2 separate regions of the Homo sapiens genome follow, and region 2 is linked to region 1. A link is a loop called in an ENCODE intact Hi-C map of the cell type or tissue named here. Cell type or tissue: CD14-positive monocyte. All regions are shown on one strand. Links, peaks and the distances in the headings refer to the core of each region. The heading gives the core; the rest is flanking DNA.

The links. A loop is a pair of places that touch in the nucleus more often than their neighbours do. Peaks named below come from ENCODE experiments on the same cell type or tissue, not always from the same donor. Only the 100,000 strongest peaks of a DNase experiment are listed, where the experiment ranks them.
Region 2: a loop joins it to region 1, with 3.0 times the contacts of the local background. A loop is called at or near these places in 31 of 110 quality-filtered maps.

Annotation. Positions count from the first base shown.
Region 1 is chr9:89,541,065-89,557,374 of GRCh38, forward strand. LOC124902207 (a long non-coding RNA gene) reads left to right here and starts at 12,302. Exons shown (of 2, transcript XR_007061655.1): 1 at 12,302-13,805; 2 at 14,440-16,079. RefSeq lists enhancers at 832-881, 912-961, 1,467-1,526, 1,957-2,026, 8,859-9,028 and 2 more and a silencer at 1,637-1,776. In CD14-positive monocyte, for the core only: CTCF peaks have their summits at 8,150 and 8,349; DNase peaks (open chromatin) are centred at 7,317 and 8,177; H3K4me3 peaks cover 804 bases; H3K27ac peaks cover 343 bases.
Region 2 is chr9:89,369,958-89,386,267 of GRCh38, forward strand. It overlaps SEMA4D (semaphorin 4D), which reads right to left. Exons shown (of 16, transcript NM_001371194.2): 14 at 11,217-11,389; 15 at 11,098-11,141; 16 at 7,278-9,672. The coding sequence ends at 8,747. Among named protein-coding and RNA genes, the nearest start is that of SECISBP2, 60 kb to the left of the region's middle. RefSeq lists enhancers at 3,201-3,270, 5,969-6,078 and a silencer at 5,439-5,498. In CD14-positive monocyte, for the core only: a CTCF peak has its summit at 9,750; a DNase peak (open chromatin) is centred at 9,764; H3K4me3 peaks cover 913 bases; H3K27ac peaks cover 5,412 bases.

The DNA.
Region 1 (16,310 bases), core at 3,323-11,322:
GGCCACCTGCATTCCTCAGTCCACCAATTTAAATACTCTTCCAGACACCCTCACAGACACACCTGGAAATAATGCCTGACCACATATCTGGGCACCCTGAGGTTCAGTCAAGTGGACCCATAAAAATACCCATTGCACTATCCAAATATTTTGCCCATTTTTCTATTAGCATGTCTGCCCTTTTCTTACTGACTTGCAGGAGTTCTTCACATATTTGAATCCATGTCCTTGCTTGGGTATAGGTAGGTTTTTATCTTTTTGTCCTGTATGCTTATTTTAGGGACATTTGGAGAGGGAGCCCATGGTTATCCTACGACTTTTTAACTGGAAGTCTGTCTTAACACTCTAATATTTTGAGAGCCCCCCTTCACACCTGCCAACCTTGACGCCACAGAAGGGAGAGGCTGTGGATTCCTTTCTTGGCTAGAGTTGTCTTGCTTCTCTCGGAGGAGGTCATCTTACCCTTTCCCATCTCTCACTGTGCAGGGGGTGGCTGCTGCCTTTGCCCCTGGAGCCCATCTTCCCAGACACCTGAAGACCCCCTGCTTGACAGCAGACCCTGCTGGAGGCGAGCCCTGCCTTCTTCTCACCCGATGGTATGAATGTGAGGAGGGACTTCCTGAATGCCCTTACCGTGGCCCGGAGACAAGACTGGGGTCAATTACTCACATACTTAAACAAACAGGTCATTTCAAAGGCTCTTTGATTTGTGGTCTCATTTCTTTCTATACAGCCCAGCAAACCAATGTTGCTGGTCCCCCTCCCCAAATCCCTGCAACCTGCCTGGGTTCTACAGCTGCAGCAGGTGGGCAGCATCGCATCTCAGCACAGCAGCAGTCTCTTTGCTTGAGAGCTTTTCTGGTCCCCGGGGACGTCCCATGCAGGCTGGTGTGACAGGGAAGTGCAGGGCAGTTGGCTACCCTGGGCAGGCTGCTTGTCACCCACAGGGACAATTCAGTGGAGTTCTCCATGCAGGTCCTCAGAGCATCTGTGGTGGGACTGAGGCCAATCACCCACAGTCACCTGCCCATGAATGCATCCTGGAAGCCATTCACCTCTCCCTGGCTCAGCCCCCTAATCCCTCACTTGTGCTTCTTGGACCCACCTTCCAAAAAGCTACCTGCATCAGGGCCTGCTTTTGGAGGATTGCAGACTAAGACACCTGTTTCATTCCAGGAAGGATTTAAGGAAGTTCACAAAATATGTGTAACACATAATTTGTCATGAGGCAATACGGAGAAAACCATGGACTTGTGTTTTGATATCCTTCTCTCAAATTACAGCTACATACGGCCAACACTTCTCCAGATCCGCAAAAAATGTGTGAATGCATGTGTGTGATAGTGAAGAATTTTTTTTAAAAGTCAGCTGAAAAGCTCTTTCAGTAGTGAAGATGGGGACAGAAGGCTCAGTTGGCCCTGTTTGATGTGTGTGTTTCCAGCGTGTCTGGAGATGGAGAGAGAAACGGGCACAAATCCATCCTAAGTGAAGAGACAATTCTATTGTTGCTGTAAGCCTTGAGGGCCCCAAGAGCTAGACAGTGCTGGCCTGTGCTCTGCGATGTGTGTGACAGCCACTGTCCCTGCTCTGAAAGCAGAGCTGATGGGGGCTGTGAGTCAGGTGACAGGCTGGCTGCACTGCTCAGACCTCAACCTGCCCCAGCCTCCCAGGGCACCTGCTAAGGCCAAGCCATTAATACTTGTGCTTGTTAAAACGGGGACCAGACAGGATGCAGGTGTACAGGGCGTGACAGGCTCCCACTATTGCTGGCCGCCCATCTCAGGCAGCACTTGCTCCTGTTCATGCACTGGAAAACACACTGTGCCTGGAAATCCCTCTGCATGCCTCAGCCAGCCGAAGAGGCGTTGGAGCCCTCAGGCCTTGCTATAAAAATCCCCGTGGAGGCGGCACGTCTGCCTGCCTTCCTGTCCTCAGCAACCAAAATGGCACAACACAGAGGATGATCACGCAGTGTGGACAAGTCTGTTTCTCCCCTGACAGATTTCCCTGTGTCAGGACAGATGCCAACATGCGGCCAATACACTTTTAGGTCAGGTACCTTGGAATGAAAATACAGCTGCCAGATCCTCTGGAGAAGGGGTGGGGGCAGGGCCACCTGGGATGGCGAGCCACACGGGACGGTCCTGAGAGAGGCCGGGAGTGCTGATGGTCGTCAGGGAGCAGCAACTCCCAGAGTGGAGCTGTCACGCCCCCTGGTCCTCCCATGGTGAGGAGATTGTTCAGTCGAGGAATAAAAACCTATGCATGTATGCACACACAGAGACTCCATACCAACTGCAGCAGCTGCTCCCCATAGAAATGGGTTGGCAGTGAGCCGGAAGGGCCAATGTTCACTTTTCCTGTGGGCACGCTTCTGCATTATTTGAAAGCTTTCTCCATAAAGAACATAGAGCTTCTGCCTCTGATAGTGGTGGATGCAGTAATTTAGATCAACTGTCCTACAGAGGAGAACTAGAAAAGCTCACACAATATAAAATACGGTGTGCTGCTCCAGGGCATCAGAAAGTGATCAGGTTGGTGAAAAATCACCCAGCCAAGGTCTGGAAGAAGGTTGGAACCCAGGAAGCTCATCTAGCCCTTGGATCTGCTTTTCCACCGTGGCCTTGAATCCTGGAGTCAGCAGTAACCAGACCTGGTCGAAGGCTGGTGGGTGCAGAAAAAGAACTCCAAAAGTTCACTAAGTCAAGGGTCCGCTCCACGCCTGCAACCCAGCTCTCTGTCGCCTGCGCGGCCCGGACCATCGCAGTCCCTGAAACTGAACCAAGGCCAGCACAGAGGCACAGACAAGTCCTCTCTTCAGGAAAGTGTTATTATCTTCGGCCTCTGAGCGTGTCTACAAGCAGGTTTTCAAGTAATACCCAGGGCACAGTTAAAGACACACAGGCACAGCAGGCAGGACTGAGGGGGAGATTCTTGGAGGACAGGATGGGAGGGAGCTGCAGAGGAGACAGCAGGCGGCCTGCCCATGGACTCAACTGATATCACCAAGAGAATATGCTCTTGGCTGGGCCATGGCACATGGGGACATTGAGGGCAGTCAGCCACCTGGAGCTCCTCAGGGACTGAGAGCTTCTTTCCCCACTTCTGGCCAATCACATGCCCTTTGATCTCACCGAAGAGAGCATGAACAACGGAACTGCTACAGCCTATGAACATTTGAAGAAATTTTCAAGATGGAGAAAGCTCAGGGTTGCTGCTGAAGGCAATACCTGTGTTCCAAAAAACCCTTGGGAGAGCGAGTTGATGAGTCGGAGAGGGTGGCCCCTTGGCATGTGAGTGTAGAGTAACACTTCCTGCTGAAAGCACGGAGCATTCTCATGGAGCCTGTGAGGGCAGGCATTCGACAGGGTCTGCCAACCTCCTAAGCCAGCCAGGCTCCCAGCACACCTGGACACATTAGCATATTAACCAAGGAGGGAAAAGAGACAGGGCTGGGCTGCTCCTCACCAGTGCAGAAGGGATTGCCACAGCTGCAGGGACAGAGCCCAGCCTGCCCCCAGCCCTGCCCCCTTCCTACCTGCCTCCCTCTCCAGATCACACAGCTGGAGACACCTGCGCTCTGGTCATAGCTTTAGTGCACTTAGGAAGCATGCATGTGAGTCTGTGTCTTGGAGAACACATCCAAAGTACCTTTTAAAGGTGATTGTACAGGTTATGTCCTGTCCCAGTGACATGCAGTCGTGAGAGCGTCCTCAACTGTTTTGTTCACTGATATACTCTAAATCCCTTGAACTCTACCTGGCTCATAGTGAGAGGTTGAATAAATGAATGAATCAATGAATAAATACATCTGCACTATCAGCCTAGATTTTGTTTTGTTTTGTTTTGTCTTTACCTCTGATTCAATGTTACTCCAACAGTGTAGCCTTTTGGGGTTCCAGTCCAAAGCACATATTTACTAACTTACATTTATGTGTATTAAAACATATTATTAATTTATATTTACTAATTAAACTCTATTATCTCTTCATGTGGGTGTTTTTCTGCCATCACAGACCCCCAATATTTAAAACATTAAGATTTGATTTGGAGACTTTCTGACAATGCTACACTAAGTAATTCAACCCAGTTCTTCTGCTGAAGGCAAATAGGAAAGCTGGAAAAGGTATGTTTTAAAGTTTGCTTGAAAGCATCAGAAAGCTAGCCAGGATGTGAAGAATTCCACGACTGAGATGCAAGAGAAGACAGAAGTTCAGAGACATGAGCCTGGAACTTGGGTCACTTTTGCTATGGAGATGGCTGAGTGTTCCAGCAATGCATTTGACATCCTGGAAGAATGTGGGGGGAGTTTGGAGTGCCAGAGCCTGGGGGTACCCATGGTGATCTCCTGTGCTTTGGACTGGAACCCTAAAAGGCCACACTGTTGGAGTAACATTGAATCAGAGGTAAAGACAAAACAAAACAAAACAAAACAAAAACAAAGCCCACTTTAAATAGACTGTGGCCTGGTGTTGAAACATCTGGGGGCTCAGAAACTCTCAAGTTTTGAAAAAAAAAGTTAGGTAATTCCAGGTTGCTTCTTGGCCAGGAGACTTACAGAAGTCATGAAAATTTTTTAGGCCTCAAAGTATTTCTAGAAATAACTTCAAATACAATGTCTGGAATAGAAATTAGTCAAACACAGGAGGAGACAAGGTAACATTAATAAGAACAAGCAGAAACAACCCAATATAGAAATAGACCTACAGGGGATACAAACATTAGAATTAGAATATGCATCCTTACCTTCAACCAAAGGCTTTGCATGCCTGTACATGGCATCCTGGAAAGACAGTCCACATAAAGTGATGGTGTGCCACATCACATAAAGTATAAGATGTGAATATAGTATCATTCCATCTACCTTAACCCTGCTGTCTCTTGTGCTATTGCAATCACTTATTTTGCTGTTGCAAACTTCTGTAGAGCGTTTATTTTATTTTTCTTTTTTCATTTTCCTCTTCTGCTTCTTATTTATTTATTTTTTAAGAGACAGGGTCTTGCGTTGTTGCCCAGGCTGGAGTGCAGTGGTGCAATCACAGTTCACTGCAGGCTCAAACTTCTGGCCTTAAGCAGTCCTCTTGCCTTAGCCTCCCGAGTAGCTGGCACCACAGGCACACTCCACTGCTCCTGGCTATTTTATTTTATTTTTGAAGAGATGGGGTCTTGTCCTTTTGTCCAAAGTGGTCTCGGATTCCTGGCCTCAAGTGATCTTCCTGCCTCAGTCCCCCAAAGTCCCGGGATTACAGGTGTGAGTCACTGTGCTCGTTCCTCTCCTTTCTTTCTGTCTTTTTAAACCTGTCTTTTCTTTCTTTCTCTTTCTTTCTTTCTTTCTTTCTTTCTTTCTTTCTTTCTTTCTTTCTTTCTTTCTTTCTTTCTTTCTTTCCTTCTTTCCTTCTTTCTTTCTTTCTTTCTTTTTTTTCTATCTCTTTCTTTCTTTCTTTCTTTTTCTTGCCTTCTTTACTCCTCCTCTCTTCCGAATATGTCAGTCTACTCTTCTTTATTTCCTAGAAAACATAGTCAGTCATGTCACCACAGCCATTGCCGTCTCAAGATTTTATTGGCCAGACAAGTTCCCAAGCGTTTCCATGAAATATCAGCTTTCAGATTATTTATCCCCAGAGAGATGGTTGCTTACTTATTTTAACTCTTCTTCAGTATATTTTCTGTCTGATTTTCTAAATCATGTTTTGATATTCCTAAATATGATTTTGCCATCCGTATTCATGGAGCACCTCCTTCTTGGGTATCACTTCAGTTAAAATCAATGGGGAGTTTCCCTTCCCATGTTTGTATCCTTGTTAAAAAGTATATTTTAAATAGATCATAATCACTTTATAATTTATAATTACAATCATCTTATAATTTGCACATGCCTTCCTTTGCTTTGACTTGACAAGTACATTACGAATAATATTATGAATAATGAAGCCATGAACATTCATGTACAAATATTTGTGTGGATGAATGTTTTTATTTTTTTGGGATAGATTCCCAGGAGTGAAATTTCTGGCTCATACAGTAAGTTTATATTTAACTTTTCAGAGAAACTACCAAACTGTTTTCCAAAGTGACTGCACCAATTTGCATTCTCATCAGCAATGTGCGATGTTTCTAGTTGCCCCATATCCTCACCAACACTTGTTATTGTATATCTTTTTAAAAAAGTTACATATGTTTCTTTTTTATATTTTAAATTGTTACAGATGCCAGTCTTTTTCAGGGTTACACTTTAAAAGGAACTATGATGTCAGTTTCTTCTATAGCAAGGGAAATCTAAACAATGATTTCCCTATGTAATGCATTTTTTTTTTTTTTGAGATGGAGTTTTGTTCTTGTTGCTCAGGCTGGAGTGCAATGGCACAATCTCGGCTCACTGCAACCTCTGCCTCCCAGGTTCAAGTGATTCTCTTGCCTCAGTCTCCTGAGTAGCTGGGATTACAGGCACCTGCCACCATGCCCAACTAATTTTTTGTATTTTTAGTAGATACGGGATTTCACCATGTTGGTCAGGCTGGTCTCAAACTCTTGATCTCAGGTGATCCACTTGCCTTGGCCTCCTAAAGTGCTGGGATTACAGGAATGAACCACCGTGCCTGGCCCGTAATGCATTGTTATCTCAGGTTCTAGTAACTTTCATGAATGCTTATTTCCCTTAAAATATAAAGGAAAATTAAATATTTATTTTCCATCCTCTACCCAATGCTTGGAAAATAATTTGAACTCAGAGCCAAGTAAACGTTGGCTTTGTTCTTTGAGCCTTGTGGTTGTGTGTGCCACTGGGCTTTTGGAGATGATGAAAGTATCATGGAACCATCAGCCAAGTCCTTGCAATCCCTTGCTCTTGAAGCTCACCAAGTCATTTTGCACATAGGGGCTGAGCAAGGCTGTTCTCTGTGTTAATTTTTCAGGGGGTTCTTCACTGAGTAGTTTGCTCTGGGACCTTTATTCCCAGCTTTAGAGCTACTTTCAGGGACATCTGACTGCCCCAAACAGTAAACAACTGGACCAGTTCCTAGAAGGCTGGTCTCCATGCAGAGACGTGGGTGTCCACTGGTTCACCAACCTGGCTATTCCCAGCTCCCACGGGCTCTTCTGCTTCTGCTCAGCACCCTTTGGCCTGCTTGGTCATAGTGTCCTTGAAAACACTGAATTTTTCCACTGTGCAGAATGGAATTTTTCATTTTGTGTTGTTCCTCTTCACTGACTATTTTGCCACCTGACTGGAAGAATTAGACATGAAGGAAAAGAACTCCCCTCGTCAGATGACTTTCCCTGTCACTGTGTCTTGCTGAGCTGTATCTCCAGGACACATGGGTGTCTCATCGCGGTCTGCACGGCGCAGGGTGGAGCAGTCATGAATAGGCATGTTTGACTTTATGAGCTGATGCTTATTTCAGCAAAGTCGTTGCAGAGACCAGGCAGACAGACATAAATGAGGCAAGAGGCTTTTAAATGCAGGTGCTGAATCTGAGTTGCTGCATGAGCACCTTTCCCGAGTGTAATAGGGTGGCCTGAAGAAACAGCACATTCTCCTCCATGAGCTCCTGCAGAGCCTTTTCTTTTTAAAAAAAAAATACAGCTCACAGGCCAGGTGCAGTGGCTCACGCCTATAATCCCTGCACCTTGGGAAGCTGAGGCGGGCGGATCACTTGAGGCCAGGAGTTTGAGACCAGCCTGGCCAAGATGGCAAAACCTTGTCTCTACTAAAAGCAGAAAAATTAGCTGGGTGTGGGGTGGTGCATGCCTGTAGTCCCAGCTACTCAGGAGGCTGAGGCAGGAGACTCACTTGAACCTAGGAGGTGGAGGCTGCGGTGAGCCGAGATCATGCCATTGCCCTCCAGCCTGGGTGACAGAGTGAAACCCTGTCTCCTCACAAAAAATAATGAATAAAAAAATACACAGCTCACATATCATTACCATCCATTTCAAAAAACCAATCCACTTAAACTGTCCAAGTGGATTTCTAAAATAATTAAATATTTATGTAGGTATTTTTACTTCTTTCTGTTGTGAAATATGCTACCTATTCAGAAAAGCTCAGAAAACATATGAGTTATGGCTTAGTTAATTGTTATAAACCAAACCTTCATATAAACACCACTCAGTTCAGGAAATTGCATGTGGCCAGCCTCGAGAGCTCTCCTGCTCTCTGGTGCCCCCTGCCTGTCGAGCTCCTCATCCCCCTCCAGCTGCTCAGCTGGGAACGGTCATCCCCTCCCACTTCCCTTATTACCCTACCCTCTCAGCACCATCTCTAAACACTACTATTTAGTTTTGCCCATTTTGCTGTCTTCATAGTCTCTTTCGATACATACAACTTTTCATTTCAATGTAGTATTTATGAGAAATATTTATTTCTCAGTATTTTCTTTGATGGTTAGAATTTTTTACATCCAGATTAAGAAGTCTTTGCCGAGTCTCAAAGACATTCTACATTACTTTCTAAAAGTAACCCAAAGCTCTAGGGTTTTGCCTTTTACAAATAGATTCTCAGTGTACCTGGAATTGTGGGAGGCAGTGGCCAAGGGTCATATCTGATCTCAGTGTTTCCACAGGACTCCTTGGAAAGACCCCACCACTTTGTGGGACCACCTTCCTCGGAAATCAACTATCATATTTTTGTGATATCATTCTGGGTGTTCTAGTCTGTTCCATTGGCTGATTTTCTTTTTTATCCTTGAGCCAATATCACATTGGATTAATTCTTGAGCGTATATCATAAATTGATGTCCACTAGAACAAGTCCTCCAACCTTGTTGAATGTCCTGGCTCTTCCATTTTCATGTATTTTAGAATCAGCTTGTCAAGTTTCACACACACACATGACACACACACACACATAATGGAAATTTAACTGGAATCACACCGAATTTATGAATGAACTTCTAGAGAATTGACATGTTTATAACATTGAAGTTTTTCATCCGTAGACATGGTATAGCTCTTCATTTATTTAGGTCTTTTGAAAATTTCTTAATGTTGTTTTATGTTTTGCTGTATAGACTCTTGCACATCTTTCATCAAGTTTATTCCCAAGCATTTGATATTTTTGGTATAATCATAAATGATATATTTTAAAATAATTCTCTCTTTGTTGCTAGTATGAAGATGTATAACTGATTTCTGAATTTTGATGTTTATCTGGGAAACTTGCTACACGTACTTTCAAATTCTAACAATTTTCCCATCGACCCTCTTGGATTTTCATCCTAGGCAATCGTACTACTCACGTTACTGATTGTTTCATTTCTTCTTTTCCAATCCTTGCACCCTTTATTCCTTTTCTTGCCATTCTCTGGCTATGGGCTTCTGCACAGTGCTGATCACCAGTGCCAAGAGTGGCATCCGTCTTCCTCCCAATCCCAGAAGAAAGGATTTCAACATTTTACCATTAAATACACATTTATGATTACCCTTTATCAGTTAAAGGAACTGTCCTACTTCCACTTTTCTACGATTTCTAAAAAAAAAAAAAAACATGATGCAAACTGAAGAGAATCACAAGGTTCATCAATTTGGAAAGGAGAGCTTTATTTCTCATAAAGGGTTGCAGCCCGTAGATCGGCCATCCTGCAGGCTGGGAAGCACAGCCTTCACACCGAGAGCAAGTGCTTGGAGGGAGGGAAGAGTAAGTCAGGAATTCATGCTGAACCGGCTGGCTAAGTATGCATATTCAGCACGCTATGGGAGGAGTCACGAATATTCATGAAAGGTAAAAATACACAGTTGAGCTTCACACCTCTTCACTGGTCACATATTTAAAATGGGCAGTGTTAGCACCATCCAAGGATGGAGTTTTAGGTTCTCTGATGTCTAAAGGTGAAATGGAGAACAAAAAAACTCTCACTGAGAGTTCTCCGTAAATTGACCCAAATTAGTCAAGAGATGGTGGTCAGTTTTCAGAAAGGGATGTTTGTCAGCTGTGTCGAACGCACAAAAGCAAGAGATCATTTGATTGAGGCCTGAGGTGATTGGCTAATGATTGTCTGTTTCTTGTTTTCCAGAGCTGGTTTCTGCTTATTCCTTAGGAAATAATTCTGGTTAAAGATTAATAAGGAAGGGGGCATACTCAGGTGGGTCTGACCTCTCATCCCGTCATGGCCGGAAACTCAGTTTTTTTTTTTTTTTTTGAGATGGAGTCTTGCTCTGTCGCCCAGGCTGGAGTGCAGTGGTGTGATCTCGGCTCACTGCAAGCTCTGTCTCCCGGGTTCATGCCATTCTCCTGCCTCAGCCTCCGGAGTAGCTGGGACTACAGGTCCCACCACCACGCCCAGCTGATTTTTTGTATTTTTAGTAGAGACAGAGTTTCACCATGTTAGCCAGGATGGTCTCAATCTCCTGACCTCGCGATCCACCGGCCTCGGCCTCCCAAAGTGCTGGGATTACAGGTGTGAGCCACCGCACCCGGCCCTCAGCTTTTACACACACACACACACACACACACACACACACACACACCCCATTCCCCCCACCCCCCACCCCACGCACACACAGGAAATTTGACTGGAATCACATTGAATTTACAGATCAACTTCTAGATAATTGACATCTTTATAACACTGAAGTTTTTAACCCTGGGGTCCCCTTGGCCAAGAAAGGGTCCATTCACTCAGTTGTGGGGCTTAGGATTTTATTTTTATTTCTCAATGAATAGCTGGAACTTTATCAAATACTTTTCTGCCTTTATTAAAATGATTTTATATAATTAAAAATTATTTATCTGTTTAATATGGCAATATACTTTGATTTTTCAATATTCAACCAACTTTGCATTCTTGGAATAAGTTCAATTTAGTTATGATCTGTTATCCCTGTTTTATAAATTGCTGGATTCAGGTTGCTAATATGTTATTGGGGATTTTATGCCTTTGTTTGTAAGAGAGATCAGCCTGCAATTTTCCTTTCTCTTCACATTCTTGTTGGGTTCAGGGATTACAATCATGCAGGCCATATGAATTGAGTGGGAACTGTTTCCTCTATTACCACTTTCTGGAAGAATTTATCTCTTAAGGAGTAATCTTTGTGGGAGGGTTTTGAATTATATATTTCATTTCTTTATCAGGTAAAGGGCTATTCATGTATTCTATTTGTGTGTGTGGGTCAGTTTTGGTAGATTTTGTTTCTCCTAGGACTGTGTCTTTTTTTTTTTTTTTTTGAGACAGAATCTTGCTCTGTCACCCAGGCTGGAGTGCAGTGGCGTGATCGCCACTCACTGCAACTTTTGCCTTTGGGGTTCAAGCAATTCTCTGCCTCAGCCTCCTGAGTAGCTGGGATTACAGGCACTTGCCACCATGCCCAGCTAATTTCTTTTTTTTGTATTTTTAGAAGAGATAGGGTTTCACCGTGTTGACCAGGCTGGTCTTGAACTCCTGACCTTGTGATCCACCCTCCTCAGCCTCCCAAAGTGCTGGGATTACAGGCATGAGCCACTGTGCCCAGCAGGATTGTGTCTTTTATCTCTGACTTCAAATTCAGGGGAATAAAGCTGTTTGAAAGATCTTTTTATCAACTTCTCACTGGTTGTGGGCCGGAGAACGCTCTGCCAGGCGGTCTTCTCCGTGGACAGTTCACTGCACAGCTTGTTCTGCAAGGCCACCTGGAGGAGCTTCCTGATGATGTGAGCCGGAGGGAGCCTTCTACATCCCGCTCCTAATCTCAGAGGGACAGCCCGTCCCCTCTGCATTGCTTTATCAGTTACAAGTGAGCCTCAGGTCCTGCTGACATGGAAGGGAAGGGAATGACACAAGGTGTGGGCCACTGGGGGTCACTGCCATGAGTCCAGGGAACAGTCAGGACCCTGCCACCTCAGGACTTTGTGTCACTGCAACGGGATGTATGTAACCTGTGCAATCTTTTAGGAAATGTATTCTGGAAATGTATTCCCCCCGGGTGCTCTTCGATGTGCACTAAAGCCATGGCCTTAGTGCAGATGTTCTCAGCTGGGGTGATCTGGAAAGGGGGCAGGTAGAGTGGGCAGGGGGTGGGATCAGGCCAGGGTCTGTCCCCTGCTGGCTGTGTGAGTTCCTCCCGTAGGGCAAAGGTGACGGGCTGTCCCTCTGAGATGAGGGTGCAGGCTGTAGAAGGATCTCTCTGTCTTGCACCAGAAGGGGCCCCAGCCCTGTCTCTTCTCTCTCCTAGGTTAATATGCTAATATGCCCAGGTGAGCTGGGAACCTGGATGACTATAGTCAAGGCCTGCTCCCAGATGAGGAGCGGAAATGTCCTTGTCAGCAGGCATTAACCTGCACGCAGATGCACAGTGATGTGTAGAGCTGTTTTCCTCATTCCCTATTCTGAGGGCTTTTGAAACGCGTAATTACAGTATTTAATAGTAACTCTTAACTCTTTTTCATCTTGAGGACGCCTTCAAACATTAACAAACTAAAGTGGTTTTCTTTGTTCATCTCTACAGGTGTGACAGGGCTGCAGCTGCCCCCAGGCCCGCCCCACCACCATCTCCTTCCCTCCCAGGGAGCCCAGGCAGCCTCCATCTCCTTCTTTGCACTGCCCTGTGCTGTCTTGCAGCCACCCTTTCAGCCCTGTGTCCTTCCTGCAGCCCCTACCCTGCTGTCCACTTCTCCGGAAGCCCTCTTCACCCTAGCCTTGGGACCTGCTCACTCCTCCTCCAGCCCTGCACTCCTGCTTGGAGCCCTGGGATACCAGAGAGGCAGGGAGCCTTGTTTCCGCTCTGGGGGGTGGTGCGAGTCCAGGTTTCTTACCTTCTCTGCCACTGTGTGGCAGGTGCTGAGCGAGCATCTTGCCACAGAAGCACCTGAGAATGCTGACCACAGAAATGGGCTGTAATAAGTAGAGCTTAGCTCTAACACGAATTAGGCAGGTGTGTGCTGGCTGCTCCAGAAACTCACTGGCCCAGAGATTGTTTCAGTGAGAACTTGCATTCTAGGTTCCCACCCATCCCTAAAGACAGTCATGGGTCAGTTCCCCATTGAGCAGGCACATGGTGGACCCTCTGCATTGAGGGAATTCACGTGGCCTCTGACTCCCCTACTTGGCTTCCTTCCCCTAAGATCCTCTGTCCCTGCTTGTCCAAGAGGAATCATAGTTATACAATAATTAGTAATAACAAGGACACGTATTGAGCATTGATCTGATACCAGAAACTCTTCTATTTTACACTCAATTCTGATAACATCTCTATCAAGTAGACATTGCTATTATCTCCATGTTCTCAGATGGGGGACTGAGGCACAGGGAAGATAAGTAGTCTGGCCACATCACACAGCTCTGGAGCCAGGACTCACACCCAAAACATCTGAAAATAGAGCCAAGAGCGGGTTGTATTGCGAGCTTTGGTGGCCCCAGCCTCTGCTCCCTCTTCTGACTTCTCGCACAGGACATTTCTCACCGTTAATCTTGGTGAGTGAGACTGTGGGTGAAATGTCCTGTCACAACAGGACATCCTGCTTGGCCAGTTGGACTTTCTGGGAAGTGTGGATTTCCAGTAAGCCATCTGGGGACTTCAGGCCTTTCCTGGAGATTTACCTCCACAGCAGAAGGGATCCTTCATCAGCAATTGCTTCAGGGACCCCAGCAGCCCTAGCCCCTCCCTTCCCCAGGAGCTTCTCTTGGGGTTTCTGAGCCTGACCCCAACCCACTTCTTTCCATCACATCCTTTTCTTCTGGAAGTGGGCCAGAATCCATTTCTGTTGCATGCAACCAGATGCAAGCTGAGCTGTGTCTTCAGAAGAGTGGAAAGAAGGGGAGAGCAGGGAGAAAGAGCCTCTCCACCCAGAAGCTGCAGGGAGGCGAGGAGGGCAGAGCCCCGCTCAGCCTGAGTCGCTGGTGAGTGGGCGTCCACTCCGCCTCTGCCCAGGAGTCATCCTTGATTCCTCTCTCCAATCCCTCAGTATATCTTGTTCCCTAACTCTGAAATGTGTCCGGACCCCATCTGTCCCCACATTTCCCTGGGCCACCACCCTCTGTCTCCCCGGACACTGTAGGAGGCCCCACCTGGCCCTTGAGTCCACTCGTGCTCCCCACTCCCAAATCCAGTCTCTAAAACAGCTCAGGCATTCTTGAAAATGCTCAGGGATTTTTGAAAAACCCAAGTCAAGTCTTACCATTCTCCTGCTGAAACCCTCTGATAGCCTGCCAAGGTGCTGGAAATGGACTCCAAGGCCATCCGCATCTGCCGGTCTCTCCTTTGGCCTCCTCCCCAGTTCCCTGCCCTCCTACTTCCCGGGACAGGCCCTGCTAGCCTGAGGGACCTCACCGAGCACTTCCCTGCTCCTTCACGTGGAAACCCCAAGACACCCTGGGTACTGTTCCACCCATAGGAGCTGGTGTGTCCCGAGGATACTCACTCCCTAACTTTCTGCATTTCAGTGGCTACTCCCTGATATTTCTCTTGTTTGTGTTTATTGTGTGTCAGTTGCACAAGTGGGCACCTTATGTCTTTTTCACCTCTGTTCCCCAGACACTAAAGATGTTCCTGACATACCAAGGCCCTCCGTCAAGTCTCAGTGAAGAAACGAAATGAACCGTGCATGCCTGAAAAGTAAAGATACTCACACAGCTATGACAGGTGTTTGTGGTGTGCTCCACAACCTTTCAGGGCTGGAAATTACACATTTCTTCTCTTTTTGAGATCAAATAAGTTTGGCCCAGCAGCTCTTGGCTTTCCAGGACTACCACAGGCCCCTCTGGGGTTTTCGAAGAACACTGAGGCCTGGCAATTTGAAGAAGGGTCACTGGTCCCCACTCCTCCAGGCTGCTGTTGCTGGCGTGTCCTGCCCATGCAGGAGTAGCCCTGGGAAGTGGGTGCCCTTGGGCACGCTACTGATGTTCCCGCCAAGCCCTCCGGGTGTGCCTCTGTCCCCCTGGGGAGCTGAGTTTGGCTGAGAGCCCCTGATGCCACCTGCCTCTGCCCCTACCCCAGTTCTGGCAGCAGCTTCCCCCTTCCCTTGGGGCACCTGCTCCTCCTCCCTCCCTGACTTGGGTTTGAATCTTGATGAAACAGCTGGCTGACTAGGGACACGTGTGCCTTACCTCCCTTCACCTCAGCTTCCTCCTCTGTAAGATAAGGACCCTAATGCCATGTGGCAGGTTGTGAGAGGATTAAATAAGGAAATGCACTTCAAGTGTTTAGCTTAGAGTCTGGGGCCTAAGATGTGGTCAGTTAATGTTAGTTAAAATGAAACCAAGGAAACCCCAGCTGTGCAGGACAGACATGATTAGGAGGGAGCAGGCATGCCTGCTACGGGCAGGTCAGAGGTGGCTTGGGGTCAGCGAGTCGACTTCCTGGAGGAGGTGGTCCTGGAAGGACAGATGGGATTTGAATGAGGCACAAGGGTGGACAGCTCCAGGACCAGGGGTCAGCCTGGCATCCCTCACCTGGAAGGTCAGCTGGGAGGTAGTGGAGGTGGAGTGCTTTCCGGCGTGGAAGGTACTGGCTGGCCCGGTGGGGGTGTTCTGACTCTGCAGAGGGGGAGTGTCATCCCCAGCTCAGACGCTGTTGTGATGTCACCGGCAGCACCCAGCACTTCCCCACCTTTGCCCTCTAGGGTGGGTGAGCTGCAACACAGGTTGCAGTGGCCCAGGGGGAGGGGATCATAGACCATAGACTGCCCTGGACTTGGGCTGTTTCCAGTGTGGGGCTACCGGGAACAAAGCTGCTATGAAACTTTGTGTGCAAGTCTGTGTGTGTGTGTGTGTGTGTGTGTGTGAGAGAGAGAGAGAGAGAGGACTTCCATTTCTCTTGGGTAAGCACTAGGAGTGGACTTGCTCAATCAGACGTGACTAATGTTTACTTGTACCTTGTACAGGAAATTGCTGGGAAGTCTCTTGAGAGCAGTGACCATTTCCCATTCCCGATAACCGCATGTGGGGGTCCTACACCAACCCACCACAACCTCACCGATGCCGAGCGCTGTTGCGCATTCACACTCCGGTCACTCTCGTGGGTGTGCCGTGGCACCTTCATGTGGTTTGAATCTGCACGTTCCTGTAGGTGAACCGTGCTGAGCCTTTCTTCATGTGCTTATTGGCCAAGGGTGTTCATTCCTTTGTGAAGAATGTGTTCAAATCTTTTGCTCATTAAAAAAAATTCGTTGTTGGTCTTTTTGTTATTGAGTTGTATAACTTCTATATATATATATATATATATATATATACACACACACACATACATACATACACACATATATACATACATATATATATATATATATAAATTTGTTGTTGCTTTTTGAGATGGAGTCTCACTCTGTCACCCAGGCTGGAGAGCAATGGCATGATCTTGGCTCACTGCAACCTCCGCCTCCTGGGTTCAAGGTATTCTTCTGCCTC
Region 2 (16,310 bases), core at 4,944-12,943, 170 kb before region 1:
TGGTGTGTGCAGTATGTGTGGTGGTGTGTGTGTAACAGTGGTATGATTGGTGTGTGTGTGATGTGTGTTGTATGCTGTGCTGTGTGTGGTGCATGTGTGAGTGGTTGTGTTTGGTATGGTGTGTATGGGGGTGGTTTTAGGTGTGTGTACAGTGTGTGTGTGTGGTGTGTGTTGGTATGTGTGCACATGTGCAGTGAGTATGCATGGTCTGTGTGTATGGTGTTTGATGTGTGTGTGGTGTGTGTGATTTGGTGTATGTGATGTTTTGTGCTGTGCATTTATTGTGTGCATGCACATGGTGTGTGTGTTGTGTGGTGGACATGATTGTGTTTGTGATGTGTGTGCGTGTTATGTCGTGTGTGTGTGTTGTGGTACATGTGTCGTGTGGTGTATATTGTGGTGTATCTGTACGTATGTGGTGTATCTGATATATGCGTGGCGTGTGGTGTGTGTGGTGTGTTTGTGGTGTGTGGCTGGTGTGTGGTGTGTGGTATGTAGGTGTGTGTCTGGTTTGTGTGTGTGGTGTGTATGAAGGAGGTATGGTGTGTGTGTGATGCTGGCATGTGGTGTGTGTGGCATGTGGTGTGAGGGGGTGTGGTGCTGGTGTGTGGTATGTCTGCTGTGTGGTCTGTGTAGTGTGTGTGGTATGTGTGTCTGGGATGTGTGTGGGGGGGTACAGTGCATGGCATGTGTGCGGTATACGTCATGCTCATGTGTGGTGTGTGTGTCTGGTGTGTGGTATGTGGCTAGCATAGTCTATGTAGTTTGTGGGGTGTGGTGTGTGTGTGGGGTGTGGTTGTGAGGGGTGTGATGTGTGTGTGGGGTGGGGTGTATGTGTGGGGTGTGGCATGTGTGTGGGTGTGGTGTGTGTCTGGGGTGCGGTGTGTCGGGCGTGTGTGTGTGGGATGTGGCGTGTGGGGTGTGTGTCTGGGATGTGTGGCATGTGACTGGGATGGTGTGTGTTGGGGGGGTGTTGTGTGTCTGGGGTATGGTGTGTATCTGGGGTAGGGTGTGTATCTGGGGTGAGCTGTGTCAGGGGTATGTCGGGGTGTGGGGTGTGTGGTATCTGGGGTGGGGTGTGGTGTGTGTCAGGGGTATGTGTATGTCTGGGGTGTGGGGTGTGTGTTATGTCTGGGGTGTATAAGGTGTGTGTGGGGGGGTGTGGTGTGTATGTCTGGGGTGTGGGGTGTGTGTTATGTCTGGGGTGTATAAGGTGTGTGTGGGGGGGGTGTGGTGTGTATCTGGGGTGTGGTGTGTGGGGTGTGGTGTGTGTCTGGGGTAGGGTGCGTATGTGGGGTGGGCTGTGGCATGTGTGTGGGGTGTGGTGTGTGACGGTGTGTGTGTCTGGGGTGTGGTGTGTGTGGGGTTGGTGTGTGTCTGGAGTGTGGTGTGTGTTGGGGTGTGTGTGTCTGGGGTGTGGCATGTGTGTCTGGGGTGTGGTGTGTGTCTGGGGTGTGGTGTGTGTCTGGGGTGTGTGTGTGGGGTGTGGTGTGTGTCTGGGGTGTGTGTGTGGGGTGTGATGTGTGTGGGATGTGTCTGGGGTGTAGTGTGTGTGTGTCTGGGGTGTGGTGTGTGTGTGGGGGTGTGTTTGGGGTGTGGTGTGTGGGGGGGGGTGTGTGTCTGGGGTGTGGTGTGTGTCTGGGGTGTGGTGTGTGTCGGGTGTGTGTGTGGGGTGTGATGTGTGTGGGATGTGTCTGGGGTGTGGTGTGTGTCTGGGGTGTGTGTGTGGGGTGTGATGTGTGTGGGATGTGTCTGGGGTGTGGTGTGTGTCTGGGGTGTGGTGTGTGTCGGGTGTGGTGTGTGTGTGGGGGGTGTGGTGTGTGTCGGGGTGTGTTTGGGGTGTGTGTGTGGGGGGTGTGTGTGTCTGGGGTGTGGTGTGTGTTGGGGGTGTGGTGTCTGAGGTGTGTGTGGGGGGGTGTGATGTGTGTGGTGTCTGGGGTGTGGTATGTGTGTGGTGTGTGGGGTGTGGTGTGTGTGGGGTGTGGTGTGTGTGGGGTGTGGTGTGTGTGGGGTGTGGTGTGTGTCTGGGGTGTGGTGTGTGTCTGGGGTGTGGTGTGTGTCTGGGGTGTGGTGTGTGTTGGGGTGTGTGTGTCGGGTGTGGTGTGTTGGGGGCGTGGTGTGTGTCGGGTGTGTGTGTGGGGGGTGTGATGGGTGTGGTGTGTGGGGTGTGTGTGTTGGGGGGCGTGGTGTGTGTCGGGTGTGTGTGTGGGGGGTGTGATGGGTGTGGTGTGTGTGGGGGGTGTGGTGTGTGTCTGGGGGGTGTGGTGTGTGTCTGGGGTGTGGTGTGTCTGGGCTGTGGTGGGTGTGTGGGGTGTGGTGTGTGTCGGGGGTGTGTATGGGGTGTGGTGTGGGTCGGGGGTGTGGTGTCTGAGGTGTGTGTGGGGGGGTGTGGTGTGGTGTGTGTCTGGGATGTGGTGTCTGGGGTGTGGTGTGTCGGGGGTGTGTGTGTGTCTGGGGTGTGGTGTGTGTGTCCCTGCCCGTCCTTCACGGCTGGTACCAGGGTGACTGACTATAGTAAATGTGCATTGCTAGCCGCATGACAAAGCTTAGACAGCAGTCCATCCCAGGGCCAACGCGGTGCAGGATGGCTGTGCAACAGCTCTGAACACTCTCAAGGCCGCTGTCCCTCCTGTGCGGCCACAGTGCACACTGAGGCAGTCGGCCACTCCCAGCTGCTCCAGGCCCTGCCGATGCACTCAGTCCCCCAGGACTCAGGATCATAGGGCTAGCGGCTCCCAGGGCACGGGCCCCAAGGCAGTGCAGTCCTGACCTGCCCACCCCTCTTGTCACTGAGCCCAGGGTACCATGCTTGGGGTGACACCATGTGCTGTCTCACCTGGGCACTGCAAAGGCATAGTTCCCACTATGACACCCCTAGGGTGTCCCAGGGCCTTCTCAGGACCGTCCCATCCTGCCCCAGGGACAAGGCTGGCCTGTGCCAGGGCCATCAGTGGATCTTTCCGTATCATCTTCCACTGATAATTCCACTTCCTAGAGGCGAGAACTGTGGTGGAGAAGGGATGAAATGTGTCTAGGTGGAGAGTGGCACTGGTGGCCAATCTCCCACCCCAGCTCCTGACACAGGCCCACAGGTGTGGCCCTGTCCCTCCCTTGGATGGGCACTGAGGCCCCTGGGTGCAGGACAAGGGTGGGCCTCCACCCCACCACCAGGCCTCAAGCTCTCGCATCCCCAGGACACAGGCCTCTCCGCCCTACTCCGCCCACGTGGCCACATCACCTCCACCGCACCCCACGTTGGGCCCTTGTGCCCTGGCAGCCTCTGCACACACCACAGGCTATGTTTTCCCCTGTGCAGACCCACCCCGATCCCCTTTCAGGAAGCGCTTTGGCCTCAGAGGGCCCTCACCTCTCCTGGATGGCCAAGTCCCTGGGGCCACTTTCTGAGCACTGGCCAAGTGTTGGGGCAGGTGGGGACATCTCCTGGGTGACACATGGGCCTCCACCAGCTCTGGGGCAGACCCAGTCCCCAAGTGCAACCCTGACCAGCTGACCTTCCATCAGTCAGCCCTCTCTGGGGGGTGAGACGCTCCCCAAGACACAGGGTCACCCAGCAGAGCTACAGGCACCAGGACGCAGCATGGGGAACTGAAGATGCCACGAATGTCCTCTTAAGTTTCATATTCTAAAGACACTTTGCTAGCCCTTTAATCAGACAGCCCCCAAACCACTGTGACAGCTACCACGAAAACAGCCATTATAGCAAAGAAAAACCCAGCCAAGTTCCAAAGCAGCCCTGCCCTGGGTGGCTGGGGGAGGACACAGGCAGAAGCGGTAGGCCTGTGCCTTGAGTGCACTGTATTGCAATCTCCAGGCTCTGGGCCTCACCTGGAATGGCTCATTCCTGGCCCACAAGGCAGAAAATGGCACTCACTCTCCTCAGGAAAGTCTCTGGGACTTGCAAGTCACACTGTGGCCTCTGTCGCAGGAAGCATCTACAGACCCCAACAGAACCCTGGAGCCTACTCGGGAAATTCACAGCCACAGCCCCTCTGAGTTCACGGCATGCCCATGATGCCCTGGCCTCGGCCCACCCTTGAAAAGGCTGAAGCCACTCTCTCCTAAGCTGGTGCTCCCTGGGGAGGTCTCACAGCCTTCGCAGGCTGTGGCCTCAGTGGAACAAGTGAACGAGAATGTCCCAGATGGGGCCAAATGCCTCTGGAGAGAAAGTAAAGACCACGTGAAAAGGGGGTGGCGGAGGGCTGGGGGCCTCAGTTCTCAATCTGTTCAGTCCATCCTGAGCACTGGCAAAGGACTGCCCTCCTCCCTCAGCTCCCCTACCCTCTACACACTACTCCTGGCCACACTGCTGCAAGCCCACAGCTACATTCCCCATATCCATCTGTGACCGCCAGCTTTCTGTTAGGTCTGGCCATGGGAGTCATTGACAGGAGACAGGAAGTTGGAAGGAAGAAACATTTTTGTGGCTTCAAGTAGGACCTCCAGCAGTGAAGGCAGTGTGGCGGGCAGGGAGAGGCTGCAGATCACACGGCCACAGCCTCGGTGGCACAGCAAGTGAGACTGAGTGTTTGACACTTCACTCTTCCTGCCCATGGCTGATAATGGAAACCTCACCTTCCCACTGTTCCCAGCCCTTCTATCACCTTTGTAACCAATTCCCTGTGTTAAATGCCCTGTGGTTGAAATATCTGGGGTGGTTTCTGTTGCTGTAACAGTGATGTCCCTTCTCCCTGGGCACCCATCTTTCATTCCCTGCTGACCCCAGGGGCTTGTGTGTATGCCTGCCTAGCTACAGGGGGTACACCTGGAGCCTCACATTTAAAAATGTAACAGCAGCCGGGCATGGTGGCTCATGCCTGTAATCCCAGCACTTTGGGAGGCCAAGGCAGGTGGATCCCCTGAGGTCAGTAGTTTGAGACCAGCCTGGCCAAGATGGCGAAACCCTGTCTCTACTAAAAATACAAAAATTAGCTGGGCATGGTGAGGTGTGCCTGTAATCCCAGCTACTAGGGGGGCTGATGCAGGAGGATCGCTTGATCCTGGGAGGCGAAGCTTGCAGTGAGCCAAGATCGTGCCACTGCACTCCAGCCTGGGCAACAGAGCAAGACTCTGCCTCAAAAATAAATAAATAAATAACCAACCAACATTGCCTGACCATACAGCCTGCCTGCATCTGCCCGCAAAGGAGCCCTGGGTCCACGGCCAGTTCATAGAGACCCGCCCGCTTCCCAGCCTCCCCACCGAGGAGGAGCTTCCTGAGTCTGCCTGAAGGACCCCAGTGCTGCGACAGGACACAGTCTCCATGGAGACATGAAGTCCTCTGGGATGCCTGCACCAAGGCAAACTAGCTGGCCGAGGAGCACCATTCAGCTGTGAGAGCGGCCACAGGGGGCTCAGCACAGCCTTGGTCCGTAGCACCCAGTGGAGGGCAGGAACCACACAAGCCAGCCTAGCAAAGCTCCGTCTCCACAGTGCTCCATGCTCACCGGCAGCTTCTCCTGTCCAGTGCTGGCTGCCAAGGGACATTCTGGCCTCAGCAGACATGGGCCACCTGGGGCTCTCAGAGCTTGTTTAACAGGAGAGGGCAGCACCTTAAAACTCTCAGGAGCTACTGACAGTGTGTTTAACATGTTTAAAAAGAGAGCAATTGGGTTTGCTTTTCCTCTTCATTAACTTCATCCCTCCCCCGGGGCAGGCTCTAACAGGCCACTTCCTTTCTTTCTGTATCTACTGATCAGTCAGATGACAACACAGGGGCCACCAGGGCTACCACGCACTGCCTGAAGCACAGGATACATCTTTGAAGTGTGGTTCTGGACATCTACTATCTTTCAAGAGCAGATATCCCATCCGAGTATTTTCCAATCCAGGGCAAATGCCTCCAGGTCCCAGAGGAGTACACTAGACTCTCAATCTTTTCTGTTTTTATAATGATGATGATTTTTGAGACAGGGTCTTGTTCTGTGATCTAGGCTGGAGTGCAGTGGCACCATCATACCTTACTGTAACCTCAAACTCCTGGGCTCAAACAATCCTCAAGGCACGTGCCACCAAGCCTGGTTAGTTTTTTTCACATTTTTGGGTAGAGATCAGGTCTCGCTATGTTGCTCAAGCTGCTGTGAAACTCCTGGCTTCAAGCAATCCTCCTGCCTTGGCCTCCCAAAGCAGGGGGATTATGCCCGCCAATCTTTTCCGCTTTTAAATACCACGAAGCAAGTCATTAAAACAACTCCCATTCTGGAAGCTCTTAATTTTTTAAAATTTCCAAATACCACGTATATCAACCTCCAAATTGTTAGCAGAAATAGAAGCACTCTGGCTCTGGAGGCTGAGGCAGGAGGATGGCTTAAGCCCAGGAGGCAGGGGCTGCAGTGAGCTATGATTGTGTCACTGCACTCCAGCCTTGGTGACAGAGGGAGACCCTGTCTCTTGAAATTTTTTTTTTTTTTAAGGGAGAAGCAATCCTATATACCACAGGTTGGGAAACTGGGGCCTTTGGGGCAAATCTGGCCCACCGTGCATTTTTATAAATAAAGTTTTACTGGCACACAGCCCTGACCACTCGTTGTGTATTGACTATGGCTGGTTTTACAATACAACAGCAGAGCTTAGTGGCTGTGACACAGCCTGCAGCCCACAAGGCCTAAATATCTAGCCCTTTACAGAAAACACTGGTTGACCCCTGTACACTAGAAGTGGCTTCACACTGTCTACAGTTTCCCTCGGGATGGACCCACAATGAAAGCGTGAAACGGCTCAACCCGAGGGACGCAGCCAGGACAGATAAGGAAGGTAAAGGAACATGTGGAGGGATGTGGAGGATGCCCCCGCCCGCCCCCCACCTGTGGGAGGAGACAGATGGACAGGGCACAGGGGACAGAGAGGGCCCAACTCACCTGTGGCCTGGCAGAAGAGGTAGAAGTTCCCCAGGGCGTGCACGTGCTGTGCCTGGTCACTCAGGAAGGGCGGCAGCAAGGAGACCCTCGAGCTGCTGTCGGGCCCCGCACCCGAGGCTGGCCAGGGGGTCCAGGGAGAGGAAAGCCTCCTGTCCCCCACATGGCCCAGACAGGACAGGGAAGAGGAGCCAGGAGGAGGGAGGGGCTTAGGAGACGAGGCTGTGAGACAGAGAGGACAGAAAAGAGAGGGCACTGAGGAAGAAGTCGCCAGGAGCACGTCACAGGCCAGAGAGGGCAAAACACAGCAGGAAACGGACAGAAAAGAGCGAGCCCAGCTGTCCCGCCTGGGCCATGCAGGGGCGGGAGGCTGCACAGCCTCCGCTAAGGAATGTCTTCCCCAAATCAAGGATAGAAGCTTCTCATTTATTTGGGTACTTTCCAAATGTATACAATTCAAAGTAGAAAAATAAAAACAAGGTAAATCTTATAAAACACAAATGTTTACACCAAAATGGTCAAATCCTATCATGCTGGAAGATAAGACTGTCCACACACGCGCACAAACATCCAGAGTTTATTGCTCTTCACCATGGAAAAAAAGTCTCTTCCCGATGGGTATTTACAAAGCGGGGAGATGGAGTGTGAAATTAACCAGTGTTGAAATCGTACCACCCATTCACATCTTCAGGACAGTGGCAGGAACAGCGCCGTATGCTTGAGGGTGCTGTGGTCACAGCTCGCGGCCCCGGCCACCGAGGCCCAGTTCCCTTCCAGTAGTGGGCAGCTCAGTGAGGCTGGATAGAAAGTCTGGGCAGGCAGTGGGTAAGCAATTGAAGCAAGAAGAGAAAGGAGATGTTCAGAGAACCAAAGGCGCCCTTGTGAAGGTTCCATCTGTCTCACAGGAGGTTCTGACCGACAGCTGTGGGCTCCAGATTGTACCGCACTCCCATCTCAGCTCTGGGCCAGCCTGGCTCCACTCAGCTCATCCAGGCTACCTTCCCTTGCTCAAAACCCACCTCGTGGATGTGGGAAGGTCCTCTTCTTCGAGAGAGTAAAAGTTAAAAAAAAAGAAAAGTAAAACGAAGTACAGAAAGAAAATCTCTCCAAAAACAATGCTTCCCTCAAGGAATAAAGTTAAAAAAAAAAAAAGAAAAAGAAAAAAGGTGAGTGGGCTCCGGGGAGTGTTTATGTCTACATTTCTAAAAGCAGAAAGAATGCATTTAGCAAAAGGAAGTTTATCCCTGAGAATCTTAAGCAACGTAAGCCGTATTTTATGCCAAATATATAACAAAATCTGGAAGATATACATCTTCTTCTAAATATTAACACAACTGCTTCTGTAACTAAAAAAAAATGACCCATGACATAAACACAATCAAAGCAAAATCCTAAAAAAATAATTAAGTGGAAGAAAAGGTTCGTGCCAATCTGGACAACAGGCGATAAGTTACCAATCTGATAAACTAAAATGTCATTTCCAATCTGGAATTAAATAATCTTTTAGTGGCTGCTACGGGGAGGGGAAGCTGAAGGGATGCTCTTCTCAGCCAACAGAGGTCCAGCCACCTTTCCCCCACTACAGAAAGGGCTCAGGAACTCCGTGCCGCCCGTGGGCCTTCTTCAAGTACTCCGACTGACTTCGGAACACAAGACTGGGATGCAATGCTTGTCATTTTTCCAAAAGGACAAAGAGAAACCAAGTCACAGGCTCAACCCAAGAGAAAATAGACAAGAGGACTGAGGTTGTCTGCACGATGCGGGCTAACCTACGCAGCACTGCACGAGACTCGGATACTGAACAGGAGAAACACAAAACTCTCCACGCCTGGACACGTCGCAGCCGAGGCACCAGCGGGGATGCACAGCCGGCCTCAGTCTCCATCTGCGTCTGAGTCAGCGAACTTCAGCTCACACTTGACGTCAAAGGGCTTGTCCCTGGCAGAAAGGTCGTCGATCCTCTGTGAGTCCTCCCTATCCGTGGGGACTTTGCTGGTGATGGTGTCTTGCTCGGTCTCATAGCCGGTGTCCAGGGCTGGCTTGGGGTGCTCCCCATTCTGCTGGGAGAAGCTCCCTGGCTCTACTAACGTCTCCTTCAGGCTCTGCTCACGGTCACAGAAATCTGACTTGGGCTTCTTCTTCCCAATTAGTAGGGCCGAGCGGAATTTCAAGCACTGTCTGGGCAGGTATCCCTTATAGCAGTTGTAGAAAAAGAGGCAGAGGAAGAGAACAAAGAAGAAGAGGAAGAGGGACATGAGGAGGCGGTTGTCGCTGGACTTAAGATACATGGTTTTCTCCGAGTGGAGCTGGGGGACCGTGTTGATGACGATCTTTGGTTCGCAGGATGTGCCGGTGGGCGCAGGCTTGGGAGGAAGGGTGATGGCCCCGGAGGAGGTGGCCTGCACGGCTGGGGTTGGGGGAGAAGACCCTTGGGTGGATGCCACCAACACTTTGGTGGCAATCCTACTACCTTCTGTCTGAACAACTGACAAGGTGGGGGCCACTACGGGCTTTGGAACCACCTTCACTTCCAGGACGTGCTTGGCGACCACTTGGAAGACCGTTTTGTTCTTAACCCTCTCCTCTGACAGGCACTGGTACACCCCACTGTCTCCTTCTGACAAGTTGAAGATGAGCAAGTTTTTTCTGCCCATAAGACCGTACTTGGGGCTCTCGGCCTTCAACACGCCATTCTGGAACTTCCAAAAGACCCGGGCCAGGTTGGATTTTTGGGAGCATTTCAGTTCCGCTGTGCCACCGTGCTTGAAAAAATGCTGCCGGTAACTTCCTTTACTTTTATCTGGAACATCAAAATAAACGTGCACAGCGTCAACAATCCCCATTTGCTATTTAACAACTTCTTTAAAATACCCACAAGATGACGCAAGAGTTTCACCCACTGTAGCAACATGGAATCTTCCAGAACAACTAAGGAGATAAAGACATGCGTGACCAAAAAGCAAAGATGAGCCCTGGATGACAGCCCATGGGGACAAAGAAATTGGAGGCAGCTCTGAGCAGCAGAAATCCCATTTCTCACCCGTGTCCCAGAAGAAAACGCGTCAGGCTGGGGAAGCTGAGCAGAGGCCAGTTCTGTGCCTAGTGTCAGCTCTTTGAATCAGACACGAGACGCTTCTGCTAATGGCTGCAAGGAAGACTGGCCTTTCAGTGCATCTCAGCACTCTCCTCCTGCCTAAACTTTTCTTTTTTTTCTTTTTTTTGAAACAGGGTCTGGCTCTGTTGCCCAGGCTGGAGTGCAGTGGTGCAATCACAGCTCACTGCAGCTTCAACCCCCCCAGCTCAAGGGATCTTCCCACCTCAGTCTCCAGAGTAGCTGGGACTACAGGTGACCACCTCCAGGCCTGGCTAATTTTTGTATTTTTTGTAGAGACAGGGTCTCACCACGTTGCCCAGGGTAGTCTCGAACTCCTGAGCTCAAGTGATCCTCTTGCCTCAGACTCCCAAAATGCTGGGATTACAGGCATGAGCCACTGTGCCCGGCCAGCTTTTGTTTTCTTTTTAGAGTCTGGGTCTCACTTTGTCACCCCAGGCTGGAGTGCAGTGGCATGATAAGCTCACTGAGCCTTGAACCCCTGGGCACAAGCAATCCTCCTGCCTCAGCCTCCCTAGTAGCTGGGACTACAGGCGTGTACCACCATGCCCAGCTGCCTAAACCTTTCTTAGTCTGATGACAGCTGTCTTGTCAGGGTCAGGAAGACACAGAACTGAGGGTCAAGTCTGCCTTTAGCACCCTGGAAGGTGGCTGCTGGGGAAGGGGCATCTGGCCTGATGCCACCCCTCCCTCTGGGTGTGGTGCTATTTCAGACATCCACAGGCGGGTGAATCCCAGGTGGGAGCCCCAGGGGAAACACCACCCCAGCCCTTACACTGCCTGAGGATTAATCACTCATGGGCTCCTTTCTCCCCATTTATAACAGGCTTAGGTTTTGCTTAATGAGCCCCAAGCTAAGCAGAAAGAAAACAGGATGGTTTTGGAAGGAGACTGCTTCCCAGTAAGCAGATACACTCTAAGTGGCTTCAAGTACTCTTTCGGCAAGAAAAAAAGACAGAGAAGACCACGAGTCTGCTACAGAACACTTGACCTCTGTTCCGAGTGGAGAAAGAAAAACAAAACACACACAAATGCCACAGAACTGAAGCACCGTGAAATGGCTACAAGACCTCGCCACTCCCAAAGGAAATGGGACGTCGAGGAGTCACTCACCCGGGCACACAGAAGCATCGCCGCTCATCTCCTGAATCAAACCCCTGCAAAACAACCGGCACGTGTTATTCACCCACACACATGGGGGACATCCCCAGGCAGCGCATCCCGCCCCATACCTGCTGGGGCTCTCGGTCTGGTGCAGAGCCACGCAGGTCGCTGTGGGCGGGCTCCAGGCGCAGTAGGGGTCCCGCGCCAGCACACAGTCCTCGCAGGTGCCGTGCTTCCCACAGAAGGCCAGCGGGGCCTGGACCACGCCCGAGTTAGAGCCAGCATAGACAAACCTGTTGCCCTGCGTGTATGAGACAGAGAAGAACTAGCATCAGGCAAGCAGGCATCCAGGAGCATGGCCTCTGCTTCTGCACCAGTGTGTGGGAAGCAGCCAGAGTGTACCTTCAGGGGACATTGCAGTAAGGAGGAGAGGTACTCAGAACCAGAGGCAAACAAGGCAGGTCTGTGACCTTCCTGCAGAATCCACGTGCTATGTCAGGGCTCACTGGGCCTTAGGTCCAAATCCCTCTCTCCCCTGTCTGGGCACCCACAGGTGCCTGCCCTCCAGCAAAGCGCTTCTCTGCACGTGTTTCTCTTAGCCAGTGGGGAGGCTGTTCAGTCCCCACCTCCAGATCTCCTCCCTGCAGCAGAGGATGCATGAGCCTGGCACTCCCGGTCATCTTCCCGGCCTCACTATAGGTGAGAAGGGGCTGCAGCCAGAGGCTGAAGCACACCACCTCGAAGCCCAACCTCGTCCCCCGAGCCAGAATGTGAGCACCTGTGGGCGGGGAGCCTCTCGTGAGGGTCTGGATCCAGCAGAGGCCTAACATAACAGGGATGCCAAACGGACGACATGCAAAGGATGAGGAGATCGTGATACAAAACATAAAAAAGGAACAATGCCTTTTGCTTTTCACTTATCTATATGTAAAAGGGAAGAGCTCACAGACGGGAAGTCAACCTCCGAGCTCCAGAGCAGCCACACCCACAGCAGAGGGCAGGTGAGACTCTCCCACCTTCTGGGACACTTGGTTCCCAGTGACACCAGCTTCAGGTCCATCCCATCAGCCCACCTGGCACCAGCAGTGCCCAGCACACAGGCATCCAGGGCTGCTGACTGCTTTTGAACGGAACTCAGCTGGAAGGAGGGTGCCCCACATGCAGTGCACCCACCTGAAGCTCGGGGGCGTGCAACAGACCTGGAGGTGGCCCGTGGAGCGCGCTCTCTAGCCTCTGCCCAGGGCATCTGCCTCAACAGCCTGGGGACACCTTTTGGTTAACAATACAAGATTCCCAAATTTACACATGACTTAGTGGTTTACAGTCAGATGAAACACGACCTTCATCCTCAGAGGATACGCTCGGAGTCAACTTCAGAGTGTGGTTGGAAGATCACAGGCCCTGATGCCAATACAGGAAGCCCCAGGCCACACATCCAGCTGTGCGGACACAGACCCACGAGAGAAAGGGAAAGCCCCCAAGGATGGAAACTGTGATAATACACAGCAGAGGGAACCTGGCCCGCCGCTGGCCTCACAGCAGCAGCAGCAGCAGAGACCTGGGCAGATGAGGCCATGTGTGAGCCACGTTTGTGGGAAGGATTGAGGATGACATCCCAGATCACAGTTCGGGCATCGCGCGGCTTGTGGAGGTGGCGGAAACATTCTCTGGCAGCAAAGCCAAGCTGGGTAACTTCCAAGGGACAGCTGGTCCTGTTGGGTCCCGCGGGGGGCACCTGCGAGGTGGCGTGAACACCATGCAGTGCAGAGCAGGGTGCCCTGGGTGGCCAAGTGGGGCCCGCCTGACTCCTCACCCCAAAGAGAGGCTTGAGGGTAGCTGTGGAGGGTGGGGTGGGCTCTGGGGGGCAAGGCCTGTCCCAAGGGGATCCAGACCACCTCCTGCACCCTGCGGGAGACTCAGCCCCAGCTTCCGCTTCTCCCGGATGGGGCTGGGCTGCAGCCCAAATGAAACTAAGCTGTAAAAACTAAACGACGCCACACAGAGACCAAGGGATGACTGTGGAAGGGAAGAGGGGACAGGGAAGGAGGAACTGGTCGTCAGGACAGCCAGCTGTAACTGCTGCAGGCAGGACCCACTGGTCGATGTGGATGTCAGTGGGTGGGAGAACAGGGCATTTCTGTAGCCTCCAAGTCTGTCCCTGCAAATAAGCATGAATGACTGTGGGGGTTTCCCACATGACTCCCCTGGGAGGTGGGGCTCACTCTCCCCCACCCCCAGTGTGGACTACATGCCCCGACACACTCGACATGGAAAAAGACGGTGGTGACTTGGACAGAATGACCAAGGTCATCACGCTGGTGCGAGTCATACAGATGCCCCATCCCCAGAAAGCGCCCTCTTTGGTGCTCCCCCTAAAACCACGACCCCAAGATAATCACAAGAATACACCAGACACACCACAAAACACCAGACTACTCCTCTCCAGGAGTGCTGAGGTCAGGGAGGCAGGAACAGAGCAGAAGCCGAGGAGATGCAGTGTCCAGTGCAACCTGAGGTGCTGAGCCAGGAATGTGGTGGGCGGGAGGTAGGAGGGTCCAGGGTCTGGGGTTCAGGTAACGCACTGCACCATGACAGCACCTTGGCTCAGATAAATGCACACTGGCTATGTGAGACATCGGACATGTGGAGCTAGGTGGGGGCGCTCAAGATCCTTCTGTGCAATCATCAAAACTCTTCTGTAAATTTAAAATTATTTCAAGACAAAATTTTTAAAGGCAAAGAAAAAAAGCCTGACCAGGCACCTGGCAGCATGAGTGAGGCCCGCTGAGAGCAAGCCTGTCCTGTGCACTCCTGCCCCTCGACGCCCCCTGTCTCCGCCTTCCCTGGGCCTGAGGATTGTCCCCTTGCAGGCAGCTCTCATGCTCCCATCTCTGTCTCTGCTGCTGTGTGTGCGCGTCAGACCCCGAGGGCAGGTTGGAGTGACGGTGGACGTGATCAGAGGCAACTGAGCTGTCTAAGTGCCTTCCTTGCCCTCTGCCACGCTAGCTGTAGCTCAGCATCCCAAGGAGTCCTGGTGAAAATACAGACACAGCCTACTCGGTGGGCTCAGAGAGGGCCGAGCAAACCGCATCTGCTGTGTGCGCCCAAGGAATGGAAAGCAAGGACTTGAGGTATCTGCACACCCACGTTCACAGCAGCACTGTTCACAGAAGCCAGAAGGTGGGAGCAACCGTGTCCATCAAGGGATGAACGCACACACAAAATGCGGGACTCACAAAATGCGGTATTCACATACGACAGAGGAGTATGTAGCCTTGGAAAACCCTGACCCCTGCTACAGCAGGGAGGAACCTTGAGGACTTTATGTTAAGTGAAATAAGCCAGTTACAAATGGATAAATACTGTGTGATTCCACTCATATGAGGTACCCAGACAGAAACAGAAAGCAGAATGGCGGCTGCCCAGGGCTGGAGGAGGGGAAAATGAAGAGTTTGTATTTCACAGGTAAAAAGCTTCTGTTTGGGAAGATGAAAAGCACCCTGCAGACAGACAGTGGTAATGGCTGCAAAACAACGTGAATGTTCTTAATGCCACTGACGTGCACAATGAAAAATGGTTAAGACGGCAAATTTCATCTGATGTGTATTTACCAAAATAAAAAGCAAAACCCCATGCTTGTCATCAGGGGAGAGGAGGTGAGGGTGGAGGCACAGCGCACCTCCCCAGCTGTAGGACAGGGGGAGGGCGTGGTACTGGCCGTTTCTCCATTTGCTGATCACCGTGAGAGAGCCTGATGGGGTCAGGCGGCACAGTCTTTTTACCACTGAACAGCCACTTCCTGCTGCCATGGCCATGGAGCTGGGCCTTCCACCCCCACCTGGAGCCTACTGAGGCCCAAGGAGAAGGCACAGGACCCCACGGCAGGCAGGATGTATTTCCGCTTGTCCAGGCAACTAAGCCACGTCCCCACGAATGGAGGCTCCTACAGAGACAGGCGGGTCGGGTGGTCCAGTAGGACCAGCAAGCGCTTCCCCAAACCCACTGGCTCCTCCTCCTGGGCGCGAGGCTCCCTGTGTGGCCAGCTGCCCTGGTGTGGCCATGTGACCGAGTTCTGGGAGATGGCGGGTGGGCACTGACCCGTAACCCCCTCTGTGCGGCCCTCCTCTTCCTACCCCCTTCTGCCTTTGAGGATCAGTGCCCATGTGCCCTGGAAGCCTCCACCAGCCTGGGTCCCTAAGTGACCCTTGGAACAGAGTGTCATTCTCACGAATGTCCACACCAGGGGCCCAATCTTCATTCTAATGAGAAGTCCACATTTTAGAGATGTTGTAGGTGCCTGCCCAGTCTGGCTGAGGCCACTGAACAGCACGATGGCCCCAGAAGAGCTTCTGGGTCCCCTTCTTTCAACAACGAGGCTGGGGTGAGGCCCCACAGTGGCTAAAGCGTCGACCCTTCAAATCTCCAGGGCTCCCTTTGTGTCCTGGAGACCGAGAGGCTGGTGAACAGATGCCAGTACCCAGTGGCTTATAACTTGCTCAGGCTATTTCATTCTCTTTTCCTTTCAGATCTGAGGGAGAACTCTCCATTAGCAGAGGGGAGGTGACCACGTAAAAGGACCCAGGCTCCCAAGCTTTGTGGATACAGGGGAGGGAAGAGGACAGAAGACCTGGAGGGGTGTTTGCAAATACGCACCTGCCAAGGGTAGGTATCTTACCCGGCCAGACAGGGGCCCTCTTCCTCTGCCTGTTGCTCCCAGCTGAGGGAGGAGAGGACTGACTGGGCCTGGATCCCACAAGGTGGTTGGAGGTCCCGTTAGGAGCCAGGGCCAGGGAGGCAGCCCCCTAAAGGCCAGCGTGGATGCCCGCCCACCCACCCCTGCCAAGGGCTGCTTGGGAGTATTGCAGGCCAGACCAGAGTCTCAGCCACAGGTGGAGACAGCTTTACAGATGAGACGAACCACTTCTCTTGTGGATTTTCCACGGTGACGAGTCAGCTGTATCACTATCATATCCCACAGATGCAGTCTGCACACCCCCCAAGCTCAGGGCATAAAAAGGTGTCTTCATGGAGCAGTGCCCACCTCTCCACAGCCTGTAAAGCTGCACCAACAACTCAATGACATTCCAGCAACTTCGAAGAGAAAGTCCCGTCTCCCCAGGTCTGCCTTCCTGCCTTCCCCAATTCAGATCCCACAGCTCACGGAATGGCTCTGTGTCAAACTCTGAAGGTTGGCTCACCCAGGGCAGACAGACAGAGGGGCC